Linked DNA regions of Mus musculus: region 1 is linked to region 2. A link is a loop called in an ENCODE intact Hi-C map of the cell type or tissue named here. Cell type or tissue: heart. All regions are shown on one strand. Links, peaks and the distances in the headings refer to the core of each region. The heading gives the core; the rest is flanking DNA.

The links. Hi-C counts contacts between places; a loop is a spot of excess contacts. Peaks named below come from ENCODE experiments on the same cell type or tissue, not always from the same donor. Only the 100,000 strongest peaks of a DNase experiment are listed, where the experiment ranks them.
Region 1: it touches region 2 in a loop (1.9-fold over the local background); 7 of 42 quality-filtered maps call a loop at or near these places.

What each region holds. Positions count from the first base shown.
Region 1 is chr11:74,720,176-74,727,888 of GRCm38, forward strand. It overlaps Pafah1b1 (platelet-activating factor acetylhydrolase, isoform 1b, subunit 1), which reads right to left and starts at 4,209. Exons shown (of 11, transcript NM_013625.4): 1 at 3,824-4,209. In heart, for the core only: a CTCF peak has its summit at 4,524 (motif pointing left); DNase peaks (open chromatin) are centred at 3,676, 4,236 and 5,236; H3K4me3 peaks cover 3,516 bases; H3K27ac peaks cover 3,053 bases.
Region 2 is chr11:74,825,985-74,833,697 of GRCm38, forward strand. Mnt (max binding protein) reads left to right here and starts at 4,940. Exons shown (of 6, transcript NM_010813.3): 1 at 4,940-5,417. The coding sequence starts at 5,345. It also overlaps a transcript of Mettl16 not described here. In heart, for the core only: CTCF peaks have their summits at 3,984 and 4,982; DNase peaks (open chromatin) are centred at 4,427, 4,877, 5,367, 6,277 and 4 weaker places; H3K4me3 peaks cover 3,622 bases; H3K27ac peaks cover 3,311 bases.

The DNA of each region.
Region 1 (7,713 bases), core at 1,523-6,522, 110 kb before region 2:
TACCTTAGTAATGACATGGTCTACAATTACTATAGTTCACTTACTGAGATGACAATTGTGAATAATAATATGAACCATATACAAACAAAAAGGTCCCTTTTTCCTACATACTTAAAATACAAGCATTAAGTCATTTACACCCATGCACATCCAGATATCCAGATAGCTTCGCATATAATCTAAGAGCCAGCAACATTTACTTTCCCTTTTTACCATTATGTGTATGTGTCAGTCAGAGGACAAATTGTGGGGCTTGGATCTGTCCACCATGTGGACACTGGGGATCAAACTCATACTGATAAGCTTAGCAGCAAGTGGTAAATAAACCATCTCACCAGCCCCACTTTCCTTTTCTTAAATAAAACAGACCTGTAACGTGGATGTTCTAAACTAGAAAACCAACAATTATAAGATACTGAGTTTTCATTCCCAGAAACAAATCCTTTCATAATATGGATATTTTATTCAGAAAGTTATGTATATAACAGGGCTTAAAAATATACACTACTAAAAGTGTGGTATGTTGACACACATCTGCTTTACAGCACTCAGGCGGCCTCTAAGGTAGAAAAAAGGCAGTTAGAGGACTGCTTAGGATACATAAGGAGAGAGAATTAAGCCAGGCAAGAGTGTCTGTAACTATCAAGAGCTCAAGGTCAGGACTAGCTCCACAGCAAATTCAAGGACAGCCTGGGCTATACATAACAATAAGACATCATCTCAAAAGGAGCAAGAGAGAGAGGTGGTGAAACCACTCAGTGGATAAAGATGTGTGCCACTAAATCTGACTTGATTGAGTCCAATCCACAGGACCTACATGGTGACAGGAAAGCTGTAATCCTTGTAAGTTGATGCACAAACACATAAAAATGAACAAGTGAAAAAAAAAAAAAAAAGAAATTCAAACAGACTTCATTAAACTTTTAAAAATATAGAATTGTGGGCCGGGCGCACGCCTTTAGTCCCAGCACTTGGAGGGGCAGAGGCAGGCGGATTTCTGAGTTCCAGGCCAGTCTGGTCTACAAAGTGAGTTCCAGGACAGCCAGGGATACACAGAGAAACCCTGCCTCCAAAAAAAAAAAAAAAAAATTGTGATTTTTAAAATTGATTCCATCAAATTAAGTAAGATTCAGAGAAAGTACCAGGAATGAAAGCACATTTGTACTCTCCATCAAATTATCAGTAAGCTCCTGGGTGGCCGTGGGCTTGGGGTGGAGGCTCACCACTCTTAACTAGGAAGAGTAGGGCTAAAGATATTTGAGACACAATATAGTAATGTTCTCATCCATCACCATAATAGCCTTTCTACTTCATAATGGACATGGAAAAATAGCAAAAAATGTAAATACAAAGTTACAACACTCATAAGGTTCATTAGAATTACATTGTCATATTTACAATTCTTTACAAGAAACTAAAGTGAGCTATGCTCTTTATCACAGAAAAGGTCCTATGCAAGAAGCAACACAAGAGAAAAGGTCTATTTAAAGAGCTCTTAATACAAAATAACCACTGTCTATTTTCTCATCTTTGATGTTCATCAAGAGAAAAAAAAAAAACTATTTTAGTGAAAACTAGTATTCTTAACTAGATTTTTTTTTTCACTATACCATGCTTTTTGTAGCCAAATATCCCTAGCATTCATTAATTTAACACCCATTTGGCTAGAATAATTAAAAAAAAAAAACTAGCCAGAGCATATGTGGAGTTTTTTTAATACATGCACACACATGGACAGTAAGTACTTGTTTCAGAGCAAGGATACTGCCTTTATTCCAATTACTCAATGCCCTTCTTGAAGAAGAAAAAAAAAAGGTAGAAAAACTGAGATTCTAAGATCCACTATAGAGAAATGCCTTAATTGTCCCTACAATTAATACTGAATAACCTTACAATCATTAAGGATGAGAAAAAAACCCAGTGAAAGGGCAACTGAGCATTTCACAGCTTTGCTGGCGCACCCTTACTCCACCCAGTCCTCTCGGCTCAATGGCTGCTTATAGCAGCCACAAATATTAGCCCATTTTTAAGGGGGTGGGAGGATGTACCAAAACAGGGTATGCTCTGTCAAAACCAACATATGCACAAATATTTTGCGAAAAAACTGGTTTCCTTTCTGACTCTTAAAATTATATATACCAGCAGCTTTAAATATATTACAGAAAATCCTTCCCTCTGAAATCAAACAATGATCTTTTAAATAGACCGTGAAGGAGTAAATTACTCTAAATTCATATTCTGTGTTAATAAAAAAACACAATTTGTAACTGCCAATTATTTGCACAACTATGTCCTGAAAGACACATATTAGAAATAAAAGCTTGCTAAAGCCTTAATACCAAATCAAATTTTAAAGTTAAAGCTTTTAATGTAAATTCAGCATAGTATTACTAGCATATCCAACTAAGAATATTCCTAATTAAGGGATTGAATCCTGCAGCAATCAAGCTCTACTGCAGGGGGAAACACAGCAAACAACTGCTGTGGCAAAATGAAGAGAGAAGACAATATTACTGGCATGAGGCCCAAACAAAGTCTCCACCATCCCACCCCCAGAAAAGAAATTTCACACAAAACAAGCCAACCCAACAAAAAGAGAATTGCTAAAATGACCTTTATGTTACTGGATCTTTTAAAGGTTGTGAATCTTTAGGAGGGTGTGTTTGAAATTAAAGGTAAGAAAAGCAGTAATTTTATTTTCTCCCAATTGTCTCTTAAAGGGGGGGGGGGGTGAGGAGGAGGTATCCTTGACATGACATCGCCCATTGAGAATGAGACCACAAATCTGGTACTCTTCAAAGGCACAATTTCTTAGCCAAAAATACTGATAGGAATTACACCCAAACCCAACCTCAACAGAAAATTTCCTGCGCTCCTCCCAAGGAGTTTCTTGCTAAGTCACTGGAAAAAGCAGGCAGGATAACAAATAAAGCCAGGCACCTTGCTTTCTCCTATCTCAAGACTGAAATTCTTTCCTCTTGGGAGACGAAATCAGCCCACCGTCTCAAAAAAACATTTTCTCACCTGGGAGGCTAGAGAGGGTAAATAGTCACAGCGTTTCCTAATGGAGTGGAGAGATGGGATGAAGGGAATGATCGAGAACCTGGGAGCTCAGTGTTAGCAACGTCAAAAGACAACTCCCGTGCGAGGAGTCAGTAGCAAAAAGGAAAATCCTGCCCGATTCGGTGGGTGGATGCTGCAGATCTTTACTGAATGCAGAGGCTGGACCACCACCGCACCGGGGGGCCGAGGGCCTGAGCGGCGGGCCATCCTCCCCGGGTCCACCCTCAACCTAAGGACAAGCGGAGAACCCGACGCCTGGAAGGCCTGGTAGCTGCTGGAGCCCCGGCGGCGAGTCGCCAGCCAAGGAGGGGTGGGGACTGCGGGTTCGCTTCCGCGGCCCAGGAGGGCTGAGCCCTTTCCCCAAGATCAGAGAGCGACCTGCTATCCACGCCCTTCCCACCCAAGAATACTTTTCTTGCTAAGTCACGGCGGCAGGAGGGCGATGCCGCCCGAGAGGCCACGGCTTGAACCCTCAGCAGCCTGAGTAGCCCACTGCCAGGGTCGGAGGAACCGGAGCCAGGGCAGCGCCCTCCCAGGCCAGGGCCCCCTCCTCGGTGCCTCTCACTCAACGGCCGTCGCGGCCGCCATTTTGAGAGCGAGGAGAGGAGAAGAAGAAGGAGGAGGCAGCGGCGGCAGGGGGAGGGGAGAATGGGAGGGAGGGGACCGGCGCAGCCACATCGTCAGGCCGCCGGCCCGGCCCGCAGCCACCCGAGCGCGATGGAAGAGACAGAGGGGAGGGCGCAGAGCGTCGCCGCCTTACCGGAGCGCTGCACCACCGCCTCCGCAGGGCCTCTTCCGTCCTTCACTCCCATCCACCAGCGGGGGAGGGGGAGGGAGAGGGAAGGGAGGAAGGAGGGAGGGAGGGAGGGAGGGGGAGGATGGCGCGCTGGGCCCGGTCCCGGGGAGGGGGAGGGGAGGGCCGCGGGCGGGCTCCTCGGCCGTTCCGGGGCTCGAGCCCTAGCCCAGCGTTCGCTCGTCCTCTCGCTCGCGCCTGAGCGCTCCCCTCCGGGTCCTCCTCGCTCCCTGGACTCTCGGCTCGCTGCTCCTTCGCTCCCTCACTCGCTATCTCGGCCGCCGGACTCCGCCGCCGCCCCGCCGCTCCAGCTCCGTCTGTCACAGGAGCTGCCCCAACGCCCTGACGTCACCGCGCCGCCGCCGCCCCAGACCCGCCAGGAAGAGGGAGGGGAGCGGAGGGCCCGCGGCGCATGCGCGGGCCGGGCCTGGGCCTGGGCCTGGGCCTGGGCCGCGCGCCCTTCCGCAGGGTGAGCTGGCGGCTGTACCCGAGCCGACCGGCGAGCTTGCGTCCCGTCCGCGGCTTTTCTCGCTTCTGCCCCCTGATCCCTTGGGAAGCTTCCCTTTTGCTCTAAACTGCCTGACGGCTGGCGTCCATCACGACTCTTGCTCTGCCTCAGCGGTCACTGCGCTGTCCCGGCGGACCGCGGGTACCCGGTGCACTGGCATTTCGGCCCCTGCTGGCTAGAGCAGGAGCCAAGCCAGGATGCTTCCTTTCTGCCTTAGCCTGTGGGATTATTCCCCATCCCCCACCTACCCACCCACCCAAAAGGACCAAAGTAAATTGGTGGGCTTGGGCAGAAGAGCTGTTGAGGTTAAAAGGCAGATGGATTGCCTTGTGTTCCTTTCTGGTACAGATTTTTAATCGGAAGGAATCGCCTGTAGATGTGATTCAGCTATTCTTTTCCTTAGTCACATGTATTCATCAGAGATTCTGGAAACTGAAATCCACAGAAAGACCTGGAACTTTATTCTCTACAAGACATGTCTGTGTTTTATTATATTATGAATTGTATATTGATGACAAATCTGGGGGGATTTGATGTCAATTTATTCCACAAAGAGACACTTGATTTTTGAAAGGGAAGGTTTGGGGCTCTGAATTATTCAATATAGGATATTTAAGTATTGAATGAGATTACTTCATTATCCACTTGTGTTTTCCAGCACTGAGGCTTAACTGATTCTATTGCGTCCCTCGATGAAGGTAAATACTGTAAAAATCACTTGGGAAGCTGCAGAGTTAATGTCTCCAGTATGAATCCTGGTGTCACCACTGGGAATGTGACCTTGACTAAATTATCATATCTCTTTTTGGCCTCAGTATCAGTATAAAATAAACCCAGTAGCCAAACAAAGTGGCACATGGCACGTAGCCCAAGCTACTCAGGAGGCAGGAGACCAGCAAGAGCCCAGAAGTTCTCTGCAAGCCTCAGGAGCATCCTTTTTATAAAAAACAAAAAACAATGATGATAGTAATAAACAAGCTAGGGTGACTCACATCTGTAATGCTAACACTGAGGAGACGGAGGCAGGAGACTTGCCACGAGTTTGAAGCCAGCATGGTGTATATAGTAAGACCCTATCTTAAAATAATGATTTAAAGCTGGACATGGTGTTTTAATATCAGCACTTTGGAGGCAGAGACAGGTGGATCTTTCCAAGTTCAAGAGCCTTCTCTACCCAGTGAATTCCAGGACAGACAACTACATAGAGAAACCCTGTCTCCAAGAATAAATAATAATGGAGCAAACCTTGGGTGGAAGGAAGCACACATCCCTTATTCCAGCATGGAATGGCTGAAGAATGAGGATCACAAGTTTAAGGGCTACCTGGAAAACTCAAATGTTTTTAAATTTATCACTTTTAAAAGGGTGAAGAGACAGCTCAGTAGGAGAGTACTTGCTGAGAGAAAGAAAAGAAAACATTATAGAATTGACATAGCTGTGAGGCTTTGTGAGATTAGATGTTGCATGGGTTAAGGCCTGAGGTTTGATGTGTAACTCATGTAACCATTACTATCTAGTACCAAAGCCAGGCTCTTTGTATTGGGATGGGCTATCTTTATCCCTAGAAATTTTTTTAAAAAACATAAACCAATGACCTTAAGGGATTAGTTCTTTTTTTTTTTTTCTTCATCAACACAAGAAACTAAATCAAATAATCTTTAAAAGGTTATGTCCAGAGTTTCAGTTTTTGGATTCTATAGTCAAAACTATGGACAGCATGAGACAGAGGCTTGATCCTATCACTTATATCCAAAAGCAGCCAAGAAACATTCATTAAATTAAATTGTCCCTGATTCTCCCTGATTCTAAGAATTCACCCACCTCTCATATTTTATCTTTTGAAATATTTAATATTGCCTGGTATCTTGTTTAATATTTAATCAGATGAGTGAATAAGTTCTTTTGGGTTTTTTTTTTTTAATGAATGCTCTAAAAGTCAACAAAATTGCTTGGAAGCACATTGATAAACACCAACTTAATACAAGTAGGTAGCCTTAACTCGCATAAGCCTTGAGATCACATGCTTTTATGTATAGAAAAAAATGTAAGACCTAGATTGTACAATTATGTCCTAAAATAAGTAAAGATTTTATTTTTGTAGCAATCCTTCAAAAAAGCAGTAAGTCTCCTTTGGGGGAAGATATAACATTTTTCTCCCTGGATTATAATTTTTCTGAACAGATTATATGCTTAAGTTGACATGAAGCAAGTGTGTTACAGTTCTGTGCGTTTTCAGTTAGTTGCTAACACTGTATATCCACTTTGACAAATACTTGTCTAATGAAAATGGAGAATTAAGACATCTGTGCCATCAATCATAGTTCATAAGTCCTTCTGTAGAACCTAGGTCTCCTCAGGAGAAATTTACTAATGGATGTCTTGAGTAGTGTTTATATTTTCTTGTGGAAAAAATAAACATTTCATTTTTTTTCCTAAGAACAATCTAACAATCCCTCCATTCATTTGAATTACAAATCTTTATTTTTCCAGTAGACATTTTCAAAATGGAAACATTTGTTTCAATTGCTGCAGCAAAATTAGTGTTACTTAAAACAATTCTGCAAATAAGCTGACTGGAAGAAACAGTCCAAAAATATTGCTACTGGGGAGAGAACAAAATGTCTTCTATAAGTATGGCCAAAGGAAAAATGTTAAAACTTTGTTCTAAGGAGCTAGAGAGATTGCTCTGTAGGTAAAGTGCTTGCTCCTCAAACATCAGGACCTGAGTTTGATGCCCAGCATGCTGGTAAAAGTCGTGGGTGTCAACCACCACACACATGTGCAAGCAAATTCCCACATATGAACATAAACACACAAAAGAAAAATCACTCATCAAAAAAAAAAAAAACCAAAAAACAATTTTTTTGAAAGTTCAACTGGCCTCTGTAGTTTACAGGAAAATGTCCAATGTCATGTGTGAAAATAATAGAGAAATAAACTAACAAATGGTAAGAAGGAAGCTTGGGGGAATGCAAGTTATATAAGTTAAAGTCCATCCAGAAGAGAACCATGACCCAACTGACCAGGCACTGACTCTAGGAGAGTTTCACTCATTAACTTGGGTACTTGAAATTCCACAAGGCATAGATATGTCAGTGTGGGCAGATCCAACTAGACCAGTCATTCTTCTCAGCATCGTGACATCCGGATGTGTCATGAAATTGCGAGCACATAAAAGCAAATGAAAGGGAATCCACAGAGTCAAACTCTCAGCTTAGTAGAACAAGGAGGAGCCAGAGGGAACCTTTATAATCCAAAACCTTTAAATAGACATGAAATATACATAGGAAAAAAAACCTATGGGGGGGGGGGGGGAATGGGTGAGCAGGTAGAAGCATTTGATGAGACA
Region 2 (7,713 bases), core at 1,731-6,730:
GTGCAGTTATCACAGAGTGTCTTCAGAAATGGCCAATAAAGTGCCATGTAAAGCCACCAGTGGGGACGGGCACAGGACAGGCAGGGGATAGATATGTACACTGTATTCTTTGACTCCCTCCCCTGCCCATTCCCAACCTGGAAGTGGAACCTCAAGGTAGCTTGTGGCCGATAAGCCCTGAAGAGTGGCGCCAGCACTGCCCACGGGAGGCTGTTCTATTGCCTGTTAGGTATGAACCCCATAGTAGGCCTTTCGAGAGCACTGACATTGTTTCAGCCCTCTGCCTTGAGAGGACCTTCCCTATCTCAGCACATCTCCACCCCTGAGTGATCCAGCTGCCTCTTGAGTCACACTGTGTGACTCCGCCTCTCTTTACTCACAGCTCTGCCAGGACCCACTCCCTTGACCTGAATTAATTGACTCCGGAAGCCACATCCTTTTTCCTTCAAAGGCAAGTCTGAAGTCCTCATGCTTCCCTATGCCTTAACAATGGATCAGCTTCTTTCACCCCCTGGCACCCACAGCTTCCACTCCAGAGAAGACAGCAAGGTGCTTAGAGAAACCGAGGCAAAGGCTCTTCCTTTCTTGTTTCTGAGCTCCCCTTCTTTCTCTTCCTTTTTTTTTTTTTGTTTGTTTGTTTGTTTGTTTTTGTTTTTGTTTTTCAAGACAGGGTTTCTCTGTGTAGCCCTGGCTGTCCTGAAACTCACTCTGTAGACCAGGCTGGCCTGGAGCCTGAGCTCCGTCTCTGTATTACTCAGTACTCATACCCAGGATGGGTGCCTGGATAAAGCTCTACCCTTCACCTCTGTCACTGGTCAGGCTCAGTCAGAGCTTCTTCCAAGGCAAACCATTCACAGACTAAACCTGCATATGGAACGACACTAAGCAGAGTTAATGATTATCTGTTTTTAGCAATGGTGTGTGCGTACGCATGTGTGCTTTCTTTCCTTGTCCACTCACTTCCGGGAGACTTGCAGGGACTCTGGACCCCATACAGATAGTACTTGCCCAGATTTGACTAGCCCAGATAGAAAAGAGGATCAGGCCAGTTTTCAACTTGACAGCTTGGTGACCTTTGATAAGATCACCTTTTCTTGGGATCTTAGACCTTGTAATCACGCTCTTCCAGCGGTGACATGCAGTGAGGAAGTGCAGGGAAGTAGGTTAGACAGGAGGAGGACGTAAGCTGTACCAGTTTGGGAAGGGGAAGTATAGACTCTGGGGAGCCTTCTTCACTGATGACTGGACAGATGGCCTCACAAGGGTACCTCTGCCAGCATAACTTACGATTATCCTGATGCCTTTAAGACTTGGGTTCAGGGTAGCCCAGCCCCAAACACACTTCATTTCTTCGATGTTGTTTGGTGTGTTTTGGAAACGGTCTCATTTTGTAGTCCAAGCAGGCCTCAAAAGCTGGGAAGCCATCCCTCTGCGTGAGCCCAGGTTTTGAGGTGGTAAGGTGTGAGCCACCATGCCTGGTTGGAGGAAATTGAGATCTAGGAGCCCGACTTAAACTTAGTATTTCATAGCCTGCAGTGCCTGGAGTAGTTGCATTGTCTCTTGCTGTATCCAATATGGAGAACAACAAAATGAATTCTTCCTGATGTGAGTGTACAAGCCAATGCTACCGTCTCACTAAAGATCACCTGGTCTTACCTATAAACATACTTAGCCAGTTGTCTGGCATGTGCTTGTTAAATGAATGTTACCTAGTGTATCCCTGAGCATAGCTGTCTAATGTCCCTTATTTATAGATGGCTCTTTCCCTTTGGCCTTGTTTTAATTATGACTGGTGAAAAGTTACCTAAAACTAATCAAGATACCAAGTCAAGGCTAAAAGGATGGGGCGTCTCCTAGAATAGTATGAATAGTGTGAATATGTGTGTATTGAGCTCCACACCCGTTCCCACATCCCATTGTGGTCAGGGAAGTCATTTCCTAGAGCACTGGAGCTGTAAGTGTGTGGCTCTGTCGGGATGAATGGTACGAGGACAGGAACTCAGCACAGACAAGGGAGGAAGGCTTGCTATGGAATGAGCAGTAGGCATTGAGGAATAGCACAAGACAGAAGGAAGGCGTTGGAAATCTGCATGAAAAAGTGATAGAAGATCCTGTTGCCCTCCTGACCCAGACATCCTCAGCAGCTAGAAAAGACACAACAGGACTTGAGTACGTTTTAGAAGATGGCTGGCTCTGGGATCATTCTCCAACCCAGCGAAGCTTTTGCTGAAACATCAAACTAGACTTTCCCTTGAGTGAATGTGCTTGCCAACTTATGCCCTGGCTCCACCCATTGGAACAGGAAACTAAAACAGCCCTCCCATTCATTTCCCTCTTCTGTGCCTCCCTCTAGGTGTCTCACCTCCCCACTGTCCACTCCTGAACTTCCAGAAACCTTGGTTGATGAGAAAAATCTGGTGGCCATTTTTAGGCTCCTAAAGGCAATAACAGGCCTTGCAAATGCCTTTCTAAATCCTTGGTTTTGCCTAACATCTCCTGACTGCTGTCCCCATGTGACCTAAATAAACATGATCATGTGAAGCCTGTAAGGCTGTTTGTTTTAAATAGCAAGCATCTCTGCTAAGCCCTGAAGCAGATGGGGTACTGGGGGCAAGGGAAAGGCCAGCATTCAAGTGTGCCTTCATTCCACTTTCACTTCCTCTCCCTGAGAGAAGGGAGATGCTTTCAAAATACTGCTCAGAAAAGTAATTTCTTTTTTGTCACAGAACTGGTCCTTCACAAGATTAGAAGCACTTGGCTTTGTATGATTGCTGTGGGCCACTTGAGGGAGACAGGACAAGCTGGACAGTTTGAGTGAATGGTGTTGGCTTCCATGCAAAACAACAACAAAAAGGCCGGTAGCGCCACCTCTGGCATCTCCATGTTCTGTAGTATGTGTAGGTCAGGTGCAATAACACCCAAAGCAAGTAGACACCAGGATGGAAAGGCAGAGCCTGCACCCCTGTAGGCTTCTAAGAAAAGGCTGCTTAACCTGTAGACAACTGGGCTCTCAAGAGTCTACCTTCTCACTAAAGATCACCTGGTCTTACCTATAAACATACTTAGCCAGTTGTCTGGCATGTGCTTGTTAAATGAATGTTACCTAGTATATCCCTAGTATTTTCCTTTGCTTTAGCTTCTTAGTGACACTGGACATTTGCATAAGAGTTATTCATGCTCAGGTTCACACGCTACAGTTCAATACATCAAGATCAAAGACTCCATTCAGCTGTGCCGGGTGTCTTTCTCTAGGATAAACCTGAAGGGGAAGGGAGACCCGCCACCCTCTTTTGTTCTGTGTTCCTGGCAGCTCCTGAAGTAGGCAGGTAATGTTGGATAGGTTGGATTGTCACGGTGGCCCGCTCTACGATCTTATGGTTGGGTTTCCGGTGCTGTGCGATGGAGCCCAAGATCCTGAAAGCACCGACTGGCATGTCTCCATTTCCCTTGCATTGGCTACCATGGAGGTTGAAGCATTAACAGGTAACTGACTATCCCTAGCACTGAGAGTAATTGCATCGGCTTCGTTGTGCCCATAATATTCTAGTGCTTTTCAATGCTAACTGTACGAATGGAGATTGTATGGCTTTCCACCAAAGAGAGTTCCAGATGTAGGATATTTTTGTTGTCCTAATCAAGAAGATGTAAGTGCTCAGCCCCCTTCCTGAACTGCAGTTTGATAGTTCTTCACTTTTGCGAGGACCCGAGGTGGTAAGAGGCAGCTGGCGGTTGAGAGAGGTCTGACTAGACTACGAGTTGCTCAATGAACAAGGAGCAGTTGGAGTAGTCCCTTCACTTGGGCCTCAGTTTTCTTACCTGCAAAGTGCAATGATTTGGGCAAGCTGACTTCAAAGATCTTTCTGACTGTACCTAGGGACAGTCCTAAGCCCTGCAGCCAAGATAAAGACTGACTGGCGAGCTTAGGAGAGTGCGCGGTTCCAACCCAACACAGTGAGCGACCCCGCCCCGCGCCCAGCGGGCCGCTAGGGTAGCGCGCGGCTTCCGCCCTCCACGTTGTTGTTCCTGATTTAGGCCACGCCTCCTCGGCCTGGGCTTTGGACGCTTCTCCTTTTGATTACTGGTGCCGGGGCCCAACAACGAGGTGCCCTCTAGAGTGGCACACTTTTAGTCCCCACCCATATCAGAAACCGGTGGACAAAGAATTTAGGAGAAGGGAAGTAAGCCCTGGTTTTGAATGGGAGGGTAATGTAAAGCAGGGGATGGACTGCGGAATTCCCCTGTAGGTGTCTCACCCTTCCGTCACCCGGTGGCCCTATCCGCACCCGCTAATACGACCCTGTAGACACTGTCCCTTTAAACCGAAGGCTGGCGGCGCGGGGTGTCCATGTGGAGCTGCTCCATGCCGTGTTGTCCTGCCCGCCCATTGGCGGGCGGCCTGGTGATGTAGCCTAATAGGATGCGAACGCACTGCGGGGGGAGGAACAGAGACAAAATCCGGAACGGGATCAGCTCTCCCGTCCCTCTGTCAGGACTCTAGCAGCCTGCTGTCAGCTCCGCCCAGGGGCGGATCCCGGGGGGAATTGCGACAGACCGGACGGCTGCGGGATTTAGGTCGTGTCTACGTGGGGCGAAGAGACCTAGGGGTCAGACTATAGGTCTCCCTGACCTGTGTCACCGCTGTCTCAGCTAACCGAAGCCTTGGGCTTCCCATTCTCTCAGCAAGGCAGATCCCGCCGTGAATGCCCTAAGCACGCAAACCCCGTTTAACTTGTGGCTGGCCACGGAGAGGAGGGGCAAGTAGGGAAAGCGGAAACAGCGAGGAAGCCTGGTTCCATCTTCTCACCCCCACCCAAGCCACGTGTGCGCGCGCGGTGGGCGGGGCCATCCCTGGCGCGGCCCCGCCCTCAGTGAGACGCCGCGGCCCTGCGGGCGGGGGCTCCGGTCCGGGCTTTGGCTGCGGCCCCGGTGTAGTAGCGGGGGCGGCGGCCGGGGGCAGCGCGGCTCCTTCCCTTGTTGTGTGTGTCGGTGCCTCCTCGCCATCTTGTTGCAAAGCCCTTTCTTGTCGGCGGGACTCCGGGGGCCGCGGGGCGGGAGGCATCGGAAGGGAGGAAGAGGAAGAAGGAAGGAAGAAGGCAGTGCCGCCTTTTTTATTTTTTGCATCAAAATTTTTTTAATTTGCAAATTTTTATTTTGCAAATATTTTGGGAGACATTGATTTTTCTCCCCGTGCTCCCCCGTTCTTTTCTGAGGAGTGCGCTGCGCCGCCCAGCCCTGTCGCCCCCCGGAGGTGATCCCTCCCTCCTGCCGGCCCGCCAGCCTGACCTGTGCTTGGCTCGCGGGCCGCAGCCTCGGCCCCGGCGCGCCCCCGGCTGCTCTCGCCGCGATGAGCATAGAGACGCTACTGGAGGCGGCCCGCTTCCTGGAATGGCAAGCGCAGCAACAACAGAGAGCACGTGGTGAGCGGCCCGGCTGGGCCCCTGGGGCACTGGGCAGAAGGGGAGGCCAGTGACCCCGATCCCTGAACCCACTGGAAATCGCAGGGAGGCCCCTCTATGGCGCGACCTAAAAAGCCGGGCACAAACTCCCCGCAAGAGCTGCCGTCCGGGAGGAGTGATGCGAACGTTGAAAATAATTAATGAATTCATTAACATGCAAAGAAGGACCCAGTTTCTGCGGGTACCACCCTAGCTGACTGGCACCCCCGTACACCTTCAGTGGGGGGCCCCTTAGTTGTGGGCGGGCGGCGCCCTCGCTACCATTGAGGATGTGTGAACCGGGGGATGGGGAGAGGGATGTTGATGTGTGGGGGTGGCAGACCCGCGTGTGCTTGCGTGTGAGCACCAAGATGATGTGTGATGGGAACCGGGGAAGAGCGGATGAACGGACCTGTACACGGGTGTGTTTGTACAGCACACGAGTGGGCGTGTGCGTAACTGAGTGGGGGTGGGGAATACTCTACGCCGAGCTGCTCTTCGGATTCCCTGGCCTGGGCTGGAGGGTGCGGGGAGCGCTCCCGGCAGATCTACGCGCTGCTTGGGGCGGAGGCGGCCTTTGCAGAATGAAATGACATCGCGTGTCTTATGATCCTGGCCAGCCCCGCCTGACCCCGCCTCCCAGAGCTGGGCTGGGTCGCACGTCTAGCTTTGGCTGAGAGCTGCGCTGATTGGGTGCATGTGAGTGTCCCGCGGGTCGCTGGGGGCAGCCCTAGGCCCCCCTGCCTTGCCCTGCTTTAGCCGGTGTGGAATGTGGCGTGTCTGCGCGTTTCAAACCCGCTCTTGGCTGGAATGTTGCGTGTGCCTGCGTCCCAAGCCCGTTGGTTACCCGGACTGCTGACGTAGTCAGGCCCCGCCCCCGACCACGTGCACGGGGGACACTCCCGCTGGGGACTGTGCGGCCCGGCCCCTCCTCACCGCCTCGCGGTTGCCTAGGGGCGGGGTCTGGGCGGGGCTGGCGAGGGGCCTGGAGTCGGGTTGGCCTCCAGCTCTGGTTGCTGGCCATCTCCCAGGGAGAGCCTTTGCCCTGGGTAGGAGGAGCTATGTTCACCTAGGCTCTTGCTGGATCCTCCTGTTTTTGATCCTGTAGCGAGGGAATCCTCAGAATCTCAGGGTGACATCTATAAGTAACATCTCACTGACCCACTAACAGTGTCCCTAAGCCCTTCTGGCAACAACCCGGCCACATTGTTATAAGCTCGCCTAAGAAGGGTAAACTTTGGCGCGCCCTCAGAGGCTAAAAGAGGGTTTATGAGACTGTCATCCACCCGCTTTGGCTATGGTCCCTAGCCTTCGAGTGCTGCTTAAATAGGGGCCGAAGGGAAAAGACCCCCGCTTTCCAGCCTCTTGTGAGGGCCTCAGTTCTGAAGCAGTGTGTGTGCAGTTCCTAGGGATTCCTGGTTCCCCTACCCCCTCAGAACCCTTCAGTCGGTAGTGTTGTGGTGGAGTTCTTCGCCCTCCTTCCCTTTCTTTCTGCCTATTGTTGCTTCAGTGATGAGTCATGCAGGAGGTAGTAGTGTGTGTGTTGTGTGCCCGCGCACAAAGGCGCGCGCGCGCCTGCAGCTTGTTCCGCGCGGTGGGGCGGGAGGAGTGGTAGCCCGCAAGGGGCGGAGGAGCTGCAGGTTCGCAGGCCTTGTCAGACCGAGTAGCCACTCAAGGTCAGGAGTCACTGGAGATTTGCAAGACCCAAGTGCTTAGGTTTTTTGCAGAATGGATGGCTGGGGTATCTGTCCACATGTCCCTCCCCTTTGTGTTTTGAGTCCAGAGCAGGGTCAAGCAAGTGCTGGTGGTTAACCAGAGCGACTAGTATACCCCTCTCAGCGGCGGATGTGGGGAGGGGGAAAATTGAAGAGTTTGAGAGGAAGAGTCATCTGCTGCTACCGTCAACACAATGCAGATCAGGAATACCAATCATACCCCCCCCCCCCCATGTAATCAGGCAGTCTTGGAGAGAGGAACAGGATTGACCCTACTGTTGCCTCTGGGGAACTCTTATTTCACCTTCCAAGCCATATAGAAAAAGGGTGAAGCCCCCCCCCCCCCTTCTGCTGTGCTCTGTTAAGCCTACCTGTAAGGGCATGTGGGTTGGTGGATGCGCCTCTGCAGAGGAACCTGGGAAAAGCCCCCTTAAGAAATCACACAGCCCTTCCCCCAAATAGTGAGAGGTGGGGAGAAGCAGAGTTCAGCACTCAGGTCACAGCTAGCTGGTGTTGGACCAAAGGGTCTTAAAGGATAGATAGGTGGGGACTGGTGAGCCAAA